2 separate regions of the Homo sapiens genome follow, and region 1 is linked to region 2. The links are chromatin contacts, found by Hi-C or POLR2A ChIA-PET in ENCODE. All regions are on one chromosome and are shown on one strand. The core of a region is the stretch at or near the end of the contact, and the rest is flanking DNA. Distances in the headings are between cores, read along the strand shown.

Evidence for each region. Hi-C counts contacts between places; a loop is a spot of excess contacts on that map. ChIA-PET counts read pairs that join two places held with the same protein, here RNA polymerase II (POLR2A). Pooled maps may share reads with other maps.
Region 1: a map of CD4-positive, alpha-beta T cell shows a loop between it and region 2 (8-fold over the local background). The contact joins the promoter of LANCL1 here to the promoter of RPL37A-DT in region 2. A Hi-C loop is called at or near these places in 1 of 168 maps with a recorded cell type or tissue (CD4-positive, alpha-beta T cell) and 6 of 50 pooled maps. POLR2A ChIA-PET finds 5 or more read pairs at or near these places in 1 of 52 experiments (activated naive CD4-positive, alpha-beta T cell).

The regions. Positions count from the first base shown.
Region 1 is chr2:210,474,846-210,478,086 of GRCh38, forward strand. LANCL1 (LanC like glutathione S-transferase 1) reads right to left here and starts at 1,914. Exons shown (of 10, transcript NM_006055.3): 1 at 1,775-1,914; 2 at 1,471-1,567. The coding sequence starts at 1,551. It also overlaps a transcript of CPS1 not described here.
Region 2 is chr2:216,496,760-216,500,386 of GRCh38, forward strand. It overlaps RPL37A-DT (RPL37A divergent transcript), which reads right to left and starts at 1,993. Exons shown (of 4, transcript NR_183317.1): 1 at 1,848-1,993. It overlaps RPL37A (ribosomal protein L37a), which reads left to right and starts at 2,085. Exons shown (of 4, transcript NM_000998.5): 1 at 2,085-2,118; 2 at 2,511-2,639; 3 at 3,190-3,272. The coding sequence starts at 2,116. RefSeq lists enhancers at 1,502-1,591, 1,772-2,161.

The DNA of each region.
Region 1 (3,241 bases), core at 664-3,163, 6.0 Mb before region 2:
CTCAACTGTTCTCTTTGCCAAGTCAGTATGAAGCAGCAAGTCCTCCTCCCGCAAGACAAGACACATACTTCAGCTTGAGAATCTGCACAGCTAAGCAGAATGCAGGCCCAAATGGCCAAAGGGAATCCATCTGACCTGAAGATAATTATAAAAAGCTTTGTTTGGGCAGCTTAATACTAGTCTTAAAATAATCAGATTGACTCAAACTCCATATACATTTTGGTAGCCTTCTACCCTACACCTCTTCTTCATCTCTTTGATTCCTCCTACCTGCATTACTGACCCAAGTTAATCTATAATGTGACAAGTGTTTTAAGGAAAAAAACAACCATCAGACCCACAGATTAATTTGACAGGGATGAAATCTGTAAGGCCTTTATATCACATAAAATGTCTTTTGTATGGCTGACAAGTTTCAAAGAAATAAACTGGTAAAATTTTTAAAGCGTGTGCCTTGTTTCCAACTTAACTCATTTTCAAAACTAAATTTTATTTTTTTATTTTTTAGAGACAGGGTCTCTGTCACCCAGGCTAGAGTGCAGTGGTGCAATCATAGCTCACTACAGCCTCGAATCTCCTAGGCTCCAGCAATTCTCCCGCCTCAGCCTCCCAAGTAGCTGGGACTACAAGCTTTCCACCACACCTGGCTAATTTTTAAAAAAATTTTAGTAGAGATAAGGTCCTGCTGTGTTGCACAGGCTGGTCTCAAACTCGTGGCCTTAAGCAATCCTCCTGCCTTGATTTCCCAAAGTGTCGGGATTAATGGTGTGAGCCACTGCACCCAGCCAAAAGTAGGTATTCTTAAAAATATCTGTATTCCCTCTTAACAATTATGTTCACCCAATGAGGCATGAGAAAACACAGGCCCCTAGTATTTTACATCCAGGTTCTCTTTTGCACAGTGATTTGTGACATGCTAACCAGTTTAATTTACAAGTTTCTTTTTTTTTGTTTTCCAGCTGTGGATATGCCCTGTGGAGTGACACCGGTACAAAGAACTTCAGGTTTCCTAGGTCCCCAAATTCTCTAAGCACTAACAGTTTAAAGACGTCCTTACCATACACCACCGTTTGCTCTCATCATTACCCTGAACGCACTTGTGTATAATCACAAAGGAGTAACACGGCACATGTGAATACCGTTAGGATTCTTCACCTCTTTTTAAGAAGCAAACCAAAATACATTAAAAAATGCCAATTACATAGTAAACTACATATTTGCCAATTTTTAAAATTTATACTATCAATAATTGAGTTTATTTCAATTAATAATGTTAACAATGACACATTTAACATTATGTTAGAGCTCAATTTGTATATATTAACATGTATTTTTAAATAATTTACGTATTTATCGTCGAATCATGTATTTTTTTAAAGGGGGATGCTCAACTCTCTCAGGCAAAAATGAGCACCTTTCCGAACACCGTGGGGAGAGGCAGGGATGCAGGCAGACATATCCTAAACTCACCCTCCCGGCAGCATCAAAGTAGCCTTCGGCCAGGGATTTGTTATAATCAGCATAAGGATTCGGGAAGGCCCTTTGAGCCATGACGCCGGAAGCAAGCCTGCAGAACAGGGGAAAAACAGAAACTAGGTTGAGATAGGGGCCTCGGCCGAGTTGCGAGGGCGGCGGCGGCGCCCAGGTATCCCCCTTCCTCCAGCTCCAGGGCCATCGAGCCGTCTCGGCGGTCCGAGTGGACCTCGGGCCCACTGCGGCCCAACTGCTAGGACATGGCGCCTTCGCGAAAAAGCTGCCAGGGCCCTTAACCCACCCGGACAAAGAGGCCCCGTTTTGCAACCCCGTTCCCACGCCCGCGACTTGAAGCAAGTGCGCCTCCCGCGTCCTGAAGCCCTTCTCGGCCCTGGCCTCTCACCCCGCAGCCCCGGACAGTAACAGAAGGGCTATTTTACCGCCCAGTTCCTGCCAGGAGGGCCAATCAGAGCCTTCGCCGTTCCCGAGACCCGCCCCCTTCTCTCTTACAGTTTGTTAAAGACACAGGCGTGTAATTTCTAAAGGATAACGCAGGGTATTTTAATTACTGGGTAGCAGAAGTGAGGACCTAGAATCACGCGGAGATGTGACCAATATTTCCTACCCTTCTTTAATTTTTCTTATTTTTAAAAAGTCAAATTTAAGTCCAGAGTCATAAGAAGTATATATTTTTTTAACCTGGAGAAGAAACAGACTGCTTTTAGATCTGAACATGCTGGTATTTCTGCTGTTCGCAATAGATAAAATTTGGCGGGGGGTGGGGGGATAATGTCTCTCCAGGGACTTGCCAATCTTTTCTTTTCATTTCTTAAAACAAACAAACAAAAAAGCACCACCATCATTAACAACAACAACAACAAAAATATGCCCAAAGGACAGGATATCAAATAGCAGTTGATAATACTTTGGGGAAAGCACATGAAAACACAAATTACAGCTCTTAGGAAATTTATTCTGTTCCTTAGCCTAAATTGGACTATAATACTGGATAACAAAGCTCTAAAAAATACTGAAAACCAACACAGCAGGAGATCCACAACATTCAATTTCAATGTTTTAACAGTCCCTGCTATCTGAAACATTTTTCTTTCATTTAAAATTAAATCCCACCTGGTACATATTAGGCCCATTCTATTGCTCAGAGAATTTTGGAGTTCAGTTAAAAAGTCAGCCTCACTCTCTCCTTTTCCTTCTCTCCGGTTTCAATGAAGAGTCCTAGCTCCAGACCTCCAACTGGAGAAGCTCAGTCTCCACCCCAACTCCCTCCCTCCTTGGCCTAAGTTTGTCCTTCTGAGGCTGCCATCCCAAACTCTACTCCTAATCCCTCCCCACACCCAGGTTTGCTCTTTTAAAATAGTTGCTTTCTTAGGAAATGTAGTTGCTTTCTTAACCTCATCAAATTCATGAAGATTTAGCCGAGGCCCATGGTGAGTCTTAAGCTGGATATCTCTCATGTTTTAAAAGATGGGTGTTTGAAGGAGCAACTCACAAGAGAGAAAAGGAAAACGAGAGACATTTTATCAATTATTTTTTCTTTAATGATTAAAGGCTATCCATTTATCCCACTCACAGTCTTTAAGCAATTAAATATTACTGTTGTTAAGCAAGGCAGGATGGTAATTGTATATTTTCATAGTATGCCTCTATCTTATTTTACTAATCCTTTCCCCTAATGATGGACATTGTTTCTAACTTCCATACTACAAATAATATTCTTGGAACATGTGCTTTTATGAATCTGTGTGAG
Region 2 (3,627 bases), core at 743-3,242:
AAGCTAGCAATTAGGAGAACTAACTTTGGGATCAGACAGACCAGATTTGAGTTCTAATTGCTGTGTGACATTGAGCAAGTTTCTTAACTTCCCTGAGATGAGTTTCTTTTTTCTTTCTTTTTTTGTTTTTGTTTTGAGAAAGGATCTCACTCTGTTGTCCAGGTTGGAGTGAAATGGTGTGATCATAGCTCACTGTAACCTCTGAACTCCTGGGCTCAAGCAATCCTCACGTTTCAGCCTTTTGAGCAGCTAGAACCACAGATGTGTGTCACCATACCTGGCCTATTATTTTTTTGTGTGTGTGGAGATGGGGTCTCGCTATATTGTCCAGGCTGCCTAGAACTCCTGGTCTCAAAGAATCTTTTCCAAGAGAGACTCTGTCTCAAAAAAAAAAAAAAAAAAAAAAAAAAAAGAAAAAGAAAAAAGAAAGAAAAGTATATAATAACTTGTCAGAGGTCCCACAGCTGGTAAATAGCAGAGTTCTGTTTTGAACCCATACTGAATCCAGAGCCTCTAAGTTCCTAATCATTACATGAGACTTCCTCTCTTTTTCTTAGTAATGAAGATAATAATCATTCCTATCATAAAGGATAATGGAAAATTAAATGAGAACATCCACATAAAATACTCAGTGCCTACCATGTGTTACCCTCCAACAATTGTAACCATATGAAGTACATAGCTGTTTGCAAGTTGCTTTGATTTGATTTGATTCATATATATTTTTTGAGACAGAGTCTCACTCTGTTGTCCAGGCTGGACTGCAGTGGCGTGATGACAGCTTACTGCAGCCTCAACCTCCCAGGCTCAAATGATCTTCCCACCTCAGCCCAGGTATGCAAGTTGACTTTAATACAATTGTGAGGAAAAGTGAACAGGTGCAAAATTATTTGAGACAGTTAATATTAAGCTTTGGGAACGGAAGCTACTTGTTACCGGACTTCTGATTGGAATCAGGGCCACACAATGCCTTTCAGCTCCCATGGTCTTTCTTGGCCCTCTAATCATGGATTCTCTCTTACACTCTTATTCCAGTAGTTTTCTGAGCTTCTTATTCTCTGGATTAGCCATCCCCTGAAAAAAGGCAACCAAACTTCCTAGTGTGTGTGTTCTACGTGAAGAAAGAAGATCATGTGTCTAGTTCCAGAACACACCCTCCCCACCCCCGGCCTCAACCAGAAATCCAATTCTTCCCTGCTGACCCCTTTGAGAGACCTGGAGGGACAGAGAATTGACGGTGGGTAAAGGGTAAGATGTTGGAGTTTAAGGGTTCAGGCCTGGACCAGGAAGCTGTCTTAACAGCCTAGTGTGGGGCCATGGAAGTGAGTTCTGAAATGAAGTGGAAGGCAGGCCATCCGCACTGAGATGCAGCAGCTGGAACACAAAACTCCAAGGTGACTGTTAACTTTTCCCCAGCCTTCCAATCTCAGACTTTCCTCAGGAAACACCAGGCTCTTCTGAATTAGTCGCGAGCAGAACCATCGTCCTTTCCTTCAGAACTCTGACCAGTTTGAAACTGTCTAACTTCTTAATGTGGCTATATGATCGTTTGCAGCTGGCCTGCAACTTGTTCTGGGAATGGAACCTTGGATTTTAGTCACCACTGTCGCTAGCATCCTGCACAGTCAGCCACTTTTAGAGAGCATAATGCAGAGGGGGAAATAAATGAGATTTGGAATAGAGACGGGGTTTCACCCTGCTGGCCAGGCTGGTCTCGAACTCCTGACCCACCCCGCCTCCCAAAGTGTTAGAATCACAAGCGTGAGCCACCGCGCCCGGCCCCACAAATGTAAGATTTATGCACTTCTCCAAGCCAAGTGCTGTGCATCGAATGGAGGAACTCGTACCTTTGCAGGATTTTGTGATATATGTGAAATAATCCGGACATGCTTCTGCTATGGTTGTTTGTCGCCATAGTTTGCGAATCTGGGTAAACCTGGATGAGAGAGACGCCTTACAATTGCAAACATTTCTCAGGAGGCCGCCTGAAAACGCCCAAACCATAGAGCTCAGTTCCTAGCTAGGCCTCTACCAGCCACTTCCGCTCGTCCGCCTAATACCGCGCCTGCGCACCGCGTCTCTTCCTTTCTGGGCTCGGACCTAGGTCGCGGCGACATGGTGAGTGTGGGTCTCTGTGCGGCCTAGAACTCTATCTGCCTGCATCTGTCCTTGTTTTCTTCTCCCGCACCCATCTCCTCTCCTGCCTTACCCCGTGTTCTCTCCTGTCTCCATGCCTTTGCAGGAGACACCATTGTCGGAAGCTCCCCAAGGCGGAGGGGCGGGGGCGCCTTGGCTGGGCCTGGCGCGCTCCAGCCGGGTTAACGCCGGGCCTTCGGAGCGCGCGGCCAGCCCTGGGCACTGGTTTCGTTGGGTTGAATTTAGGGAAAACTAGGTCATATGTAATTCACATGTCGGTCACACGTCAGTGAGGTGGAGGAACGGTGTGTGGAGGCTCCAGGGCCTGCCTGGGTTCCAGGTCTATCACTGGTTTCTCCCTTCACTCTAAACAGGCCAAACGTACCAAGAAAGTCGGGATCGTCGGTAAATACGGGACCCGCTATGGGGCCTCCCTCCGGAAAATGGTGAAGAAAATTGAAATCAGCCAGCACGCCAAGTACACTTGCTCTTTCTGTGGCAAAGTAAGTAAGGCAAAGTCTCTGGTGAGAGGAGAGGGAGGGCAGGTTTCTTACCCAAGTGAGGCCTGACTTCAAGGTATTTTATAAGCCGTGTGCTGGTGGGCAGTTGGAATTACTCATACCGTTGATTATGAGTTTTAAGATAAAAGTGTTGATGGTAACTTCAGATTTTGTGAGACGTTTTTCATTTAAAGAAAACCGCTTAAACGTTAATGGGTAAAATAATCATTTGACAGAGTGCCCCCAGCCTAAGCCAAACCTGCTTTGTGGGAAATGATTCCATCAGTTTTGTCTACTGATGTTTCTGCACCAACTCCCAAGATGTCTGTGCATCTAATACCATTCTACTTGTTCTGCGAGGGATTTTTGTTTGATAAAGGTTTGAACGTTTATGTGCAAAATACTGCATTACAGCAATCCCTGTTTTGTTTTTGAGGGAGAAAGGGAGGCTTTCACATCCCTGACAATAAGGTGAATCCAAATTTAGACTTCTGGATGCTTGTAAGAGAAAATACTTACTTGGTTCATAGTGAAAATTGGTTCTCTTTTATAGACCAAGATGAAGAGACGAGCTGTGGGGATCTGGCACTGTGGTTCCTGCATGAAGACAGTGGCTGGCGGTGCCTGGACGTACAAGTGAGTCTAGTTCCTTGTGGTATTTGGAAGTGTGTGGACCACATAGGCCCAAATTCCAGGTTGCTGCTGGATGGGCTAGTTTTAACACTTTCTCAGGACTGAGAGAATAAGGATGCCTTTGTATTTTCAGGATTCTTCCGTGGTGGTTTATTTTCAGTTATTGAAAGAGTAAACACAAAACTACCAAAATAGAAGTCGGAAATCTAATTCACAGACTACTTTAGAATTTGATGGTCACTGGGCACATTGTTGTGAACATTGTCATGATACTGTGCAGGTCCATTAGTGGGGCTGAATCTACTGAACGTTGATTTGCACTGCAAGTTTTGATAAAAATAGGTGAAGGGGTCAGTTA